Linked DNA regions of Mus musculus: region 2 is linked to region 1. A link is a contact called in ENCODE Hi-C or POLR2A ChIA-PET data. All regions are on one chromosome and are shown on one strand. Each heading gives the region's core, a stretch centred on a gene start or an enhancer-like site at or near the end of the contact. The rest is flanking DNA. Distances are from core to core; before and after follow the strand shown. Region 1 holds the start of Camk1d (calcium/calmodulin-dependent protein kinase ID). Region 2 holds the start of Nudt5 (nudix (nucleoside diphosphate linked moiety X)-type motif 5).

Region 1 (7,222 bases), core at 22-2,521:
CCGGAGAGAACCGCCCCTAAAGACTCACTGATCCTCCTCCCACCCGGACATGAACCCCAGCGCCGGGCATCTGACCCTATGGTGAGATGTACACACAGATGAAGCTCTGACCACATGTCACTCTGAATACTGCGAAATTCTTCCCTCCCATCATCCTGAGGCCAGCCAAAGTCTTGTCTACACCTAGTACGTGCATATGTCAATTCCATAGGAATATATGATGTAAGGGTAGGACCAAAAGCTGAATTTCCTCGTGACCACTTTCGTCGGCCCAGTGCGCCCATACACACGATGAGTAAGTGCACACAGCCAGCGATCAGCGAGATCCACCATGCTCAGCCCACAGTCACGCGTGGGGAGAAAATCAGTGGAGGGCGGTGGTGGCAAGGGAAAAGGAAAGTCGCCCGCCCGCGTGGGCTGTTCTCTGCGCGCCCTGCGCTCCCCTCCCCCGCCCAGGAGAGGTGTCAACCGTGGGCGCAGACCCACGCGGTGGACTCGCGGAGGGTCTCCATAAGAGCGGACTATGGGACAATGAGGACGCATCGACCAGCCAGTTTCTGCCGCGGTGGCGGTGGCGACGGTAGCAGCAGGAGCAGCCGACGCTGCTGCCGCCACCGATGCTACTTCCACCCGCTGGTCCCCAGCACCCACTTACGTTCCGAGGGTCTCCTTGAACTCGAAGATCTTCTTAATGTCTTCTGCTTGCTTTTTCCAGGAGGAGCTGCTCTCGCCGTTCTCCCGGGCCATGGCAGACTAATGCTGTAGGGCGGCCGAGGGTTGCGCTGGGGAAGGGGCGCCGGAGGCGCGGCGCGGGCTCCGGGGGATGCCCGGCGCCGGGATGCGGAGCGGGAGGATGCGGAGCGCAGGGAGGCTCGGGCTGCCGCAGAGCTTCCTCTTCGGCAGTTTCCTCTTTCGCCTTGGCTGCTGCCGCCGCGGTCCCTCCCTGGCTCTAATTTCTACTGCTCTCCGGCAAAGACTTCCTGCCTCTGCCGCCGCCTGCCAGCCTCACTTTCTGCTACTTTCTTGCCTGGCTCCTGCTCCCTCCCCGCCGCCCGCCCCACTCCCCCAGCCCGCCTCCTCCCGCGGGCTCCCCGCCCTCCCAGTGCACCCGGCAGCCTCCCCGCCTCCCGCGAGGCGGCCTTCGGGGATGTCCCGCTCCCCCTCCCCTCCCCAGGAGCTCCGTGCTTGGGCGCCGGGATGCAGCACTTGACCACGGAGCCACGCACGCTCCCAGGCCGTCCGCGCACCCTGGGTCCCCGGGCGAGGGCGGGTGGGAGAACCCAGCAGGTGCAGGGCGCCGGAACGCGCGGGGGAGCCCTAGCCTTTAGGGAGCTTTATTATGAAGTCAATGCTGGGGGCGCCCGGGCTTTCCCTCTTCGAGCAGGAGGGGGCGCCTCTGCTTGGCGCTCGGAAGCTCTCGGCAAGGTGGGGTTGCGCGGCTCACGGTTGCGGGGCGCCCAGGGCGGGGCGCCTTCGCATACCCAAGAGCCGGTGACCCAAGCCTGCTGTGCAGGAGGGCGGGTGGGGGCTTGTTGTCAAGGCAATGGGCGGCGGCCTGGATGGAGCCATCGGCAGGCGGGCGTTGACTCCTGGCCGCAGCTTTGCCCCAGCAGGCGCTCCCGGAGCTCGGCAGTCACCTCCGGACTCCGCTGCTGGAGCTAATTCGCATTGCACCAAAATCTGCTTCACGTCAGTTTTGGAGCAGCTAAAGGAAACCTCGGGATGTATCGGACAGGCACGCCCAAGACGAGCCAATCACCGCCTGGTGGTCCCTTCCGGAGTAAAACTCCAGGGGTTATTTGGCGGCCAAGTGATGGGTGGATGCGGGACATGGTGGCTGGCCTGGCCCAGAACTGGAGTGACTGGACTGACTAGTGTTTGAACCCTTCTGATTTCCTCTTTCTCACTTTACTCCTGATGCTCTGAGGCCGTGGCCAAATTACACCGATTCAATGGAAAGACGCCTCTCTCTAGCGCCTTCCCCCATCAGCATACCCCGCAAGTGGCTTACTTAGAAGGTTAAGGTAGAAGCAGAGATACATTTTCCTCAGGCCTCTGGTCTCCAGAGTGAACTTTGACCTGCCCACTCTCACCTGGTATTCACCTGTTAGAGGACAGTAGGCAGCGTTTCCAGTTGGTCCTTTGGTTCAACTGGCAGGGACTACTACCTCATGATAGGAAATGTTAAGTTTTCTTTGTAGCAAGACTTCCTCTCCCTTAGAGCTGTTCGGCTGAATTGAGTAAACAGCCCTGTCTCTTAACTGGGGACACCTGTCCCATTTTCCCAGGACTGTTCCAATTTGAGAGGGGGGAGGAGGAGGAGGTGTGAATCTGCTTTCAGAAAAAGAAATCCCCCCCCCCCAACACCTCCCCATTGGTTCAGACTGGCCAGAGGCTCTGCCTTGGAGCCCTTTGTGGACTCCCAAGGAGGTTAGAAGAAAAATCTACCTATCCCTAGATTCTCAGTGCTGTTTTCCACGTTTCTTTGGCCCTTAGTCCTAAGCTCTTGAAGCTGAGAACAGCAGAGAAGAGGGTTATAACCATTGGTTGTTTAGGAGTGTGACAACCGAGTCATATGATCATCATGTTAAGTGTATTTACACAGACCTGGATGCTGCACACACCCAGCCTGTGGGATACACACGCTCACGGGCTTGGAGGTTGGGGAGAAACAGCCTATTGCTCCTAGAGCCATAATGAACAAAACATGAAATTAAATCAAGCACAAGACAAAATGATGCAATCGAGAGGCACGGTAAATACAAGATACAAGAGGGTACTGCCGGCATAATATAGCAAACTGACTTACAGTCAAGTTTTCTTTCACAAGCAGAAGAAACATAATCTAAAAAAAAAAAAAAAAGTCCAACCCACTAAATAGATAATTCAGTAAGAGTCATTTACTATCAAGCATTGTCTACCTAAGGAATGATATCTACAGTATTTCTAGGCAAAGCACACCATCGTAGGTCTGTTTACATCACCAATACCACAGACCCATGAGTAATGGGTCACACTGATGTTATGACTGGCTAAGAGGTCACTGGGCCATAGGAATTTTGCAGCTCCATTATAATCTTATGGGATTAACGTCAGAATGTCATTATGCCCACATGACTGTGCTTGCTTTTACAAACCCAGAAGAAATCGTACAAACAATATCTGAGGGGTGGGGGTGGGGGTGGGGGAGAACTAAGGAACCTCTCTCCAAGATGGAGACATGCCCAAAGTCCAAAGCATACAGCACCCCTCCAGTAAGAGCTGTATACACTGTATCTTATTGCATAAAGCATGGGTCAACAGAACCCAGCGACACTGTCCTGTGCCCCTTCTGTATCGTTTCCTTTCTCCTTCTCCATCTCCCTCTCTTTCCGTTTGATCAAAGACAGGCAATTCCAATCTCATAAGAAAAGCAGAGATAAGGACCTGGGAGATGGTTCAGTAGGTAAAGTGCTTGTCTTGCACATGTGAGGACCTAAGTTTGATCCCCCCGAATCCAGGTGGTTTGGAGTATATTTTTTGTTTCTGTTTTTAGCAATAATAATAATAAGATAATAATAATAAACCAGCTGCGGTGACAAACACTTGTAATCCCAAGGCTAGGAAGGTGGAGATGAGAGAATTCTGGAACACAGTGCCCACCCAAACAGCCAGCCTAGCCTACTTGGTGAGTTCTAGGCCAGTAAGAGATCATTAAAAATACTACTAATAAAAAGTGAAGTGGATGGTCGATGAGAGTGGCAACTGAGGTTGTCCTTTCTCCTACATACACACACACACAGCCATGCCCGTTTCCTACCAAGCCACACAACGCTCCTTGAGAGCAAGCCCATGACATTCCCATTACTGCAGACATTTACACACTGTGGCTGGACGATAAAGGAATGTCGCCTGAATAAAGAAGCAGACCTCAGCCGACTCTCTGACACTTGCTGTGTGAGTAGCAACGCTGGGAAGGAGCTCGCTTTCTTGTCCAAACTCCATAATGATGTTGGTTCACTGATAAAAAGCTATTTCCATCTGGAGTAGGTTCTTGAGGGGGGTAAAATAGCTTTTTAATAGAGAGCTGGCAAATCACACCCAGAAGCACAGATCCAGTGGCCCGTAGAAAATGGGAATGCCAAAGACACATTCATTTGGACTGTATTATTTTCATTTCTCCCTCACCAGATGCCATGTAAAATAAACAAAAGCTCTTGTTCCTGGAAGGAGCAATTAAACATCAAGCCTTCTGTCCCTTAAGAAGGCATCTGGGGCTGGAGAGACGGCTCAGCAGTTAAGAGCACTGGCTGCTCTTGCAGAGGACTAGGGTTTGATTCCCAGCTCCCATACGGTGGCTCACAGCTACATGTAACGCCAATCCTGAGGGATCTGATGCCCTCTTCTGGCCCCTGTGGGCACTGCATGCATCTGGTATACACATAGATGAAAACCCAGAAAGGTTTAAAAAATTAAAACTTAAAAAAGAATACTTCAACCTTAACCTTGCAAACATCACAATTCTATTTATTGGACAGTCGATCCTTAGACTGTCCTCTGAAGTAAGCGCCCATCCGTTCCCAGTTGCCACAGTCTCTGGCTGAAGAGCTGATAGCTGCCAATCACTCTGTGTTTCATCCCTAAGTCTCTTTTCAATAAACTCCAGCCTGTCAATCAGCAGATGTCATCTCTTCAACAACTCTATTCCAAAAAGCTTTGGCAGGTTTTCTGGATTATTAAGGCTTGGATTCTGCTAGAGTCTGAATGGTAAAGGCCCTTTGGGGATCCGAGTTTGAAAAAGCCTTGCTCCCTATTATGACTTTACTGAGAGGGAGCTGAACCTTTGAGAGGTAGGGCCCAATGAAAGCTCTTTAGGTCACCGAGGTATGACCTTTAAGAAAAATGTGGGATACAGGTCTCTTCCTCCTACCTCTTACTCAGAGGCGAGTGATTTTAATCTACCACAATACTTCTGACGTAATACATACCCCACACCAGAGGGGGGACTGATGTGCACAACTGGGATTCAGATAAGCCTTTTGTTTCTAGATGGTTATCATTTCATTGTTTGTGGGCTTTTCTTTTCCTTTGCCGTTTGCATGAGTTGTTTTTGATTCGTTGGTTTGTTTTGGATTGGTTTGGTTTGGTTTTTTTGCTTTGTTTGTTTGTTTGTTTGTTTTGGTTTTGGCTTTTGTTGGTTTTTTTTTTTTTTTTTTTTTTTTTTTTTGGCACTGGAGATTGAAGCCGAAGCTTCACAAGTGCCAAGCACCTGCCTTACCCCTGAGCTACATCCTTGGCACACCGGGCATTGGTTATAGCTGATGGGACCATGGCTAACACAGGTCAAAGTCTTTATATTTCCTTAAATCCCTTAACGTTTGTTTACTTAAAGAGTTCAAGGAAAAGGTGTTGTAATGACCCATCATTAAAGGGTTACTAATTTTACACTCATAAACTCTTTCCATCTGACCCCCATTTTATATGGCCCAGGTAGAGAACTGAACAAATGGATTGGAGAGGCTGCACTAATCTAAAGCAGGTGTGCATTTAAAATTTGAAAGTTGCTAAATTACCTCTCTTCAGACTACTATGCCAAATGTGATAAGACATTCCAACAAGCAGGGATGATGGAAAGAACTAGCAATTCAGCAATGAGGTCCAAGTCCCAGCTATCCCAGTGATTTGTGCATATACTTGAGTGTAATTTAAAACCGTTTGTAGACAGGCCTATGGCACATCCACTAGATAGATGATTTTTAGAACACCCAAATCCATTCAGGTTTTCATGTGATGACAAGCTCATCCATGGCACTAGTCACTTTATCTCGGAAAATGTAGTAAGTTTTGTTTAGATTTTTTTTTTTTTTTTTGCCTAAAAATATATTAATCAGTGGCTGGAGAGATGGCTCAGCAGTGAGGAGCACTCACTGCTCTTGCACAGGTCCTGAGTTCATCCCTAGAGCCTACCTAGCGGCTCGCAGCCACCCATAACTCCAATTCCAGGGGATCCCATGCCTGTTCTCACCACTGCTTAGCAGGTACACGTGAGGTCACAGACATACATGCAGGCCACACACTCATACATAAAGATAAATACAAAACTTTGAAGGGGTGGAAGGTAGAGCGCTTGGCTCTCATATGTAAGGCCCCGGATTGATCCTAGCCAGGGAGAAAAAAAAAGGAAAAAGGGCCAAATTAAAAATATATATATATATATATATATATATATATCAATGGTCAATATCAAGATGTCCTAATAACTTATCTCCAAAGAGATACTTGAGCTTTCTTTTAAAAAGTCAGTTCATATGAATTATGAAGATCTACATCTATATTTCTATATCCATATCTACATATCACTCTGTTGCAGACTTTTTCTTTTTCTAGGCATTATGTCTGAGCTGCAGTACCAGCTTTCTTTTTACTACTTAAAAAAAAAAGTGTTTTGATCTATTTTATTTGTGTGAGTGTTTGTACCTGATTCATACCTGGTGTCCTCCAAGGTCAGCAGAGGCTGTCGGTTCCCCTGGAACTGGACTTACAGAAGGGCATGAGCCGCTGTCCTGTGGTGGGAATCAAAGCTGGGTCCTCTGGAAAAGCAGCCAGTGCTGTCAACCACTAGGCCGACGCTGGGACTCCTTACTTACTTTTGGGGGAAGGTTGCTTTTTGTTGTGAGAGGTTGTTTGTTTGTTTTGGGTTTGTTTATTTTTTGTTTATTTGTTTTAAGACAAGGTTTTTTGGACAGCCTTGGCTGTCCTGGAACTCTAGAGATCCACCTGCCTCTGCCTGCCAAGTGCTGCCATCAAAGGTGTGCACCACCACCACCCTGCTCTTACTATTTTTAAGTAGGCTCTAACTAAGTTGCCCAGGCTGGCCTTGAACTTAGGCTCTCTGACTTGGCTTCCCCAGTAGTGGAGATTTGGGGCCTGCACTCTGGGATCCCAAGGGCCAACCTAACCAAAAGTTCCATGTTTAGTGAGAGACCCAATCTCAAAAAATAAGGTGAAAAGAGACTGAGGAAGACACCAGACATCAGCCTCCAAGTTTCTATATGCATACAAACATATATACACACATGTACACACACCACAACAATATATGAATAAAATAAAGTCCCCAAGGAAGGGACTTGTAATATAGGAATTTCACACTAATAGCTAACAATTGGTGAGTGCATATTCTGCCACAAGCCTTGGTGTAAATGCCTTGGTTGCCTTTAGCTCCTTATCCCCATGTCACATT
Region 2 (6,596 bases), core at 1,696-4,195, 130 kb after region 1:
TCCCAACGGCCATTTTATAGTCACTGTAAAGATAAAAAAGCATTTACATTATTTTAATTTTAACATGGAACAGAGAAGTACAACCAGGAACCATATACTATGAGTACACAATGCAGCTTACACCACAATAGTTCTTAGATTAAATAAGAAAGCAAAAGACTGTTGGGCAGTGGTGGCGCACGCCTTTAGTCCTAGCACTTGGGAAGCAGAGGCAGGCATATTTCTGAGTGAGTTCCAGGACAGCCAGGACTATACAGAGAAACCCTGTCTTGAAGGAGAAGGAGAGGAGGACGAGGAGGAGGAAGAGAAGGAGAAGGAGGGAGGAGGGAGAGAAGGAGAAAGAGAAGGAGAAGAAGAAGGAGAAGAAGGAGGAAGAAAGAAGAAGAAAGAAAAAAGAAAGAAAGAAGAAGAAAGGAGGAAGGAAGAAAGAAAGAAAGAAAGAAAGAAAGAAAGAAAGAAAGAAAAAATAAAAGACTAGCCAAATCCAGACAACCAGACAGAAATCAGAGTGGCGAGAATAAGTGTGTGAATGAGTGTCTGCGGAATGCTCACTTCTCAATGGGACAGCTACATCAACCTCACACCAAGGCTCAGGAAACATTGCTAACCAGTGGGTAGAGGCCAGAGGACGGACAATGTGAGCTGTTGTCTTCTAGACCTGATGTGGCGGGGCACTCACCTGCTCTGGTTACCGGCTAAAGATCAGGCCAGGTAGAGTTCCAGGACAAACAGGGAGAAACTTTCAACCCTACTCCTAGCTGATAGCTACTGACAATTGCCTGCTGTGGGAAGCAGAGTCATTTTTCTTTGGTGCTGAGGACACTAGAAGATTTCCCAGGCTCAGTGGATGCCCCCCCACACACACACACAGACACACAGGCATCACTAAGTTGGGAGGTGGACCCTGTTACTTAGACCTGAGAGAAGTGGAAGGGGGTAACAGGGAGTAAACAGGGTCAAAATACATTGTATGCATATATAGAATTCTGGAAGAACAAAGAAAAATTATTTTCTAAAATGAATTTGCATAATCAGCTCTGAACCAAAAGTCATAAAAATAAAATACTAATGCTACAGCAGTAGCCAGAATGTATATCTTGAGCACTGAAACAAACAACTGAAGCAGGCTGCCATATGACTCCACATGATTTGTCTGGAATGTAGGAGGGCTGTCCTGCACAGAATAAATGCTTTCATGGGGGATAGGTAAGATGGCTTAGCAGTGGGTAAAGGTACCAGCCATCAAATCTGACAGCTTGAGGTTCAATCCCCAGGACTCATGTGGTAGAGGAGAAAACAAACTCCTGCAAGTTATCCTGTAACTTCCATATGCCCAATATGGACACATGGGCACGTGTGTACACATATGTAGTCACAGACTTGTCTAGGGATGCCAGAAAATCCCAGTTATTGGTTGACTTCCTTCTCGTTACCATCCTCATATCCACCTATATGTGGCATACATTTTAAGTGTACTAAAATAATTCACTTTGGGGCTGGTGAGATGGCTCAGTGGGTAAGAGCACCCGACTGCTCTTCCGAAGGTCCAGAGTTCGAATCCCAGCAACCACATGGTGGCTCACAACCATCCGTAACAAGATCTGACTCCCTCTTCTGGTGTGTCTGAAGACAGCTACAGTGTACTTACATATAATAATAAAATAAATAAAATTAAAAAAAAAAAAATTCACTTTAATGAGGCTTTATTAAATCCAAAAGGTAACAGGCAACATTTTTCATGTGTTTACTATGTGCTACAAAAGAGTGGCAACATTTTAAGTATTTTTTTTCTTTTGCAATTCTCATGACAATCCTATTATGTTTCTAAGTTTTCAAATGTGGTTTAGAGAGATTAAGTAATTTGCTGAAGATGCTGATAGAACCAGAATTCAAAGCCAGACAGAGGGTTCTGACTCTACAATCTAATTCTTGGGGGCAGGATTTTGTTTTTTGTGGTTTTGTTTTGTTTTGTTTTTGGATGCACCAATTCACCGTGGGCATTCTGCAAACCTGGACAGATTCCTTGTTCCAGGCCAGAGAACTAGAGAATAGGATCCCACCTTCTCAGCCAGGCGGTGGTGGCTCACGCCTTTAATCCCAGCACTTGGGAGGCAGAGGCAGGTGGATTTCTGAGTTCGAGGCCAGCCTGGTCTACAAAGTGAGTTCCAGGACAGCAAGGGCTACACAGAGAAACCCTGTCTCAAAAATCAAAAAAAAAAAAAAAAAAAAAAAAAAAACCCAAAACCAAAAACCAAACGATCCCACTTTCTCTCCAGATGGGTTGCTTCTTCTCAGAACACTGGATCGTCAGTAGCAATGCAACCTATACACACTACCAAACTGGAGCTTCATCCAGACTTGGAGGTACCGTCTGTATCACTGTTCTCATTGTACAATGATGGAACGCAACTCTCACCAGAGGGGGTTGTCGGTCAGCAGCAGGCAAAGTCTCCAGTTTTGTTTTGTTTATTGCCTTGCGCTTCTGACAATTCCCAAAGTATCTATTTCAATCTACCCTACCGAGGACCCCCACCGCCTCCCTACCTCCCTCGACTCGCTCTTTGATTCCGAACAGGACGCACGGCAAACACTGATCTACTTGTTAATCTTGCTCCGTCAAAGCCAATAGAAAATCCGCAGCTCGACACAGTCGCTCCCACTGAGTAGAAGGCCTGCGGATTTTGTTTAGTTTTCTGAAGGGATGGGATTTACCCAAACCCCCCGGTTTGACTCCGGGATAGGTTACCTCTTGATGGTAAGGCTTCGGAAAAGTGGGTACCACGCGGAGAACTGACAGTGACTAACATGCTCCTTCTTCATTCTCCAGCTGCCGCGTCAATAGCCGCCTTTCCCTCTCCCGCCAGCCCTCTCCCGGAACCCTGCGCAGCACTTCCGGAAGTGCCGACCGAGCCGTCTTAAAGAAAGGACTCTTCCGGTCCGTAAAAGTCCGCTGGCGCTAGACTCTAGAGCCATGGTAGACTGTATGCTTAGCGTGCCCACACAGACGCGCAAGACACACAGAGATCTGAGTCCGCAGAGAAGAGGCACGAAAGCGTAGATTTTTAGGAAGCTTACATCTCCGCTTTCGTCTGTATGCACCTCGACCCGGAAGGTAATCATCTGAAGCTAGCTGAGCTTCTACGGGTGCCTGGAGGAGGACGTGTGCACATCCTCCTTGCACCACGAGAGGCGCCGGTGTCTCTAGCGGTGGCGCCTGATTCTACGGAGACTGCAGCTTCTGCCTGATCCTTTTTCCTTTCCTCCTCAATCCCTTCCACATCCCACAGTTTAGTGTAGGTAAGTGGGCGCGAGCCAACCTCGGTACTAAGTGTCCTTGGAGAGGGGAAGGGAAAAAAGGGCGCGAGCACAACCGATGGTGCCCAGAGTACAGCCCGCCGCGCGCGCGTGTCTCCGCGTCTGCGCCTGAGCGCGAGACGAGAACCCGGGATCCAGGCGGACCAGCCTGGGCTACGAGAGGAACCTGGGAACAGCACAGTAAATGTTGGAACACATCAGTTGAGGCATCTACAAGAAGGATGGCCCCTTCTCATTCCGGAAAGTAGATTTTAGAGACACAGGGAAGAAGTCCCGCATGCACGATTCTGGGGAGGAGGGTGGTATTTTACGATCCTGAAGATGAAAGAAGCGATGTTCGTCTGAGAAATCAAGAAAAAGGGGAAAGTTGTGTCTTTTAAGCTTAAAGTTTAGTCCAATTCCGAAAAAGTTACCAGTGTGGAAAAAGCACATATTTTTATCAATGTCTCTGCAATGATGAAATCGTAAAAGGTTGGAAGAGTTTGTATACGACAACTTGTGATATCATTTTTCTCCCTACTCCTTTTTCCATCTATCATCCTACAAAGTTCAGTTTCTTTTTAAAAAAAAAAAAAAAAAAGGAAAAAAATCACCAGCTGCAAGAGACAGGCCTTTCAAACCCTCTGGTGCTTCCTGTAATGTAGAAGCCTTGGGCATGTTCCAAGCACGTATTTGTCCAGAAGCACCACATTTCTGATACTCACCCTCACAGAAAAATAAATTGCATTTTCCACAGCGCATCTAAGCAGTTTAAATTAGAGAGAGAGGAAAAACCCCAGCCACTGTTGACCTCTTTAGAAAGGTATTTGTTAGAACTGATGAACAGAATCCTCTGTATTTTGAATTAGAATTCGTGCTCGCGCGTGCACACACACACAGGAGAGGTATACATTGTTTGAAATGTTACAGGTAAAGTGGTTGGAAGCATTGCTTAAAGAATACCTTCCAAAATCAAGATCAATGGTTTATAATGTTGCAGTGTATAATGATGTGTTGTGGATAGCAGAGCTTCTTATTTAAGAATGGTGGTATCCAGAATTAATCAATCCTGGGTTTTGTTGCTTGTTTGTTGTTTTGATACATAGTCTCTCTCTACATACTCCTGTCTGGCCTGGAACTCTTTGGTTCTCAATGTGTGGGTCACGACCCTCTCACAGGTCCTATATCAGATGCTCTATAGACCAGATATTCACATGACAATTCATGACACCAAATTACAGTTGCAAAGTTGCAACGAAATGATTTTATAGTTGGGGGAGGGGGTCACCACAACATGAGGAACTGTATTAAAGGATGGACACTTTAAGAAGGTTGAGGACCACTGCTCTGCATAGACCAAGCTGGCCTCAAACTCATAAAGATCCACTTGCCTCAGTCTCTTCAGTGCTAGGATCAAGGTCTGGCTAGTCCTCTGTGATGTGAGGAAAAGCAGCAATAATCCATATCTTCCCTTTTCATTTTCTGGAGAATGGTGCTGCTTCTCAGAGACAGAGAGCATATGTGAGAGGCCACAAAAACTTGTTTTATTTGACCTACCGAGTTGCAGGGGGAGGGGGAATGTGAGCAGAGGTTGGGAATGCATTTGGGTAAAGTACTTTTTGTTGTAGATAGGAATGTTATCCATCTGGGTGGAGCAGTACTGCCCAGCAAACCTTTGGGCATAGAAACTGAAGCAGTTATTTGTAGAGAACCTGCTAAGTTTGTAAACTTTAGGAAGAGGGCAGGGAAGGAAATGGAGCGGTCTTGTATATTCTGTCTTTTCAGTATCTGTTTTTACTGCTGCAGTAGGTACTGCTACAGACTCAGCCAACTTTCAATAAATTGACACCACAAACAAAGGATCTTCAAGTGTTTGGAACAGTAGAGCTCATTTCTTACTATGTTTTAACCACCATGTTTGTCTTCATGTAGCCTTGCTGGGGTTTTTGTATTTTTCAGTTTTCATCCATGACAGTCTTTAAATACAATGGTGGAAAAAAATCATATTATCAAATATTTAAAAACTTTAATTTACTATTAGTGTGTGCCAGTGCAGGTGGGTATGTACCACAAGTATATGGATATCAAAGGACAACTTTTCAGTTTGAGGGACTGAGTTCTTCCTATGTAGGACCCTGGGATTTCATGGAGGACTCAAGCTTGCTCTCAGGCACGTTGACCTGCTGAGCTATCCCACCAGCCCCTTGGGACTTTTTTTTTTTAATGTCAGTACTCAAATGGTTACAGCCAGGGTGACCTACTGAATAATTCCAAAATGGAAAACAAAAACAACAACAACAAAAACACATTTTCTTTCTTGAACTCATAACATGACTTTTAGATTAATATTTCCAGTGTTACAAACTCAGTAAGTCCAAATACAAACCCTGACTCAGATCTTTCTTCTAATGTTCTAGTCTTCTTTAAAATCTTATTGGCATCACCCTGTATTTCCCCTAAACGCAGTTTTAGAACAAATACTAAACTCTAGCTATTGTTTGTTACTGCTGACACCCTGCTGCACATTCTCATTATCTCTCGCCTAAAACTATTACAAGAAGTTCCTTACAGACTCATTACTTTGTGGCTGTAATCAATTAACCTTCCCAAGGGTCATTACAGTCAGTTCCCTCTTGCTCACCTAGAATTAAGTGGTGTAATAATAAACTGCCATAAATGATTTTTTTTATAAGTCACTGAGTAGTATAATCTCAATAAATGTCAGTTCCCTCCTTTAGCACTTACTAGTGGCCCCTGTCAAGAGAAAGAACACATCGAGAACTTGAGTGGCTTTCTGCTCTTACCAATGTGAGTACAAGGATTCTTCTTTAGTCTAACAGTAGTTTTCAATGAAGGAAAGGGCACTGAAATCCATTTGATGTGGGTCCCAAAATTTTACCATGTATAGTATAAAAGAGTGATTGTTTTCTGGTTTGTTTAAAGTTAACTTTTAAAGTTTTAATATTTTTATATTATATAAATATTATAATATAAATACATTTATAACCAAAATTATTTAATATTTTTATACTAATATTTTATTCTTTGTTCTTTATTAAATAACTTTTCTTTCTTTTGTTTTGAAGTTAATTCTTTGACAGTTTTATACTTGTGCATACTGGTTACATGCTGGTTACTCTTTCTTCTAACCCTCCCTTATCTCCTTCCCAGCCTTATCAACACCCCCTTCTCCCTATCAGTTCCTTTCCCAGATTCATGACTTTCAGTTTTGTTATGTGACCATTTGGTTTAGTCAGAGGCATCTATGTGACCATTGGACTGGGATTATCAATTGGAGCTTG

What was found. A loop is a pair of places that touch in the nucleus more often than their neighbours do. ChIA-PET counts read pairs that join two places held with the same protein, here RNA polymerase II (POLR2A).
Region 2: a map of regulatory T cell shows a loop between it and region 1 (2.0-fold over the local background). The contact joins the promoter of Nudt5 here to the promoter of Camk1d in region 1. A Hi-C loop is called at or near these places in 1 of 37 maps with a recorded cell type or tissue (regulatory T cell). POLR2A ChIA-PET finds 5 or more read pairs at or near these places in 2 of 5 experiments (both embryonic stem cell).

What each region holds. Positions count from the first base shown.
Region 1 is chr2:5,713,491-5,720,712 of GRCm38, forward strand. Camk1d (calcium/calmodulin-dependent protein kinase ID) reads right to left here and starts at 1,272. Exons shown (of 11, transcript NM_177343.4): 1 at 656-1,272. The coding sequence starts at 747.
Region 2 is chr2:5,842,089-5,848,684 of GRCm38, forward strand. It overlaps Nudt5 (nudix (nucleoside diphosphate linked moiety X)-type motif 5), which reads left to right and starts at 2,946. Exons shown (of 10, transcript NM_016918.3): 1 at 2,946-3,297. Cdc123 (cell division cycle 123) reads right to left here and starts at 3,089. Exons shown (of 13, transcript NM_133837.5): 1 at 2,747-3,089. The coding sequence starts at 2,820.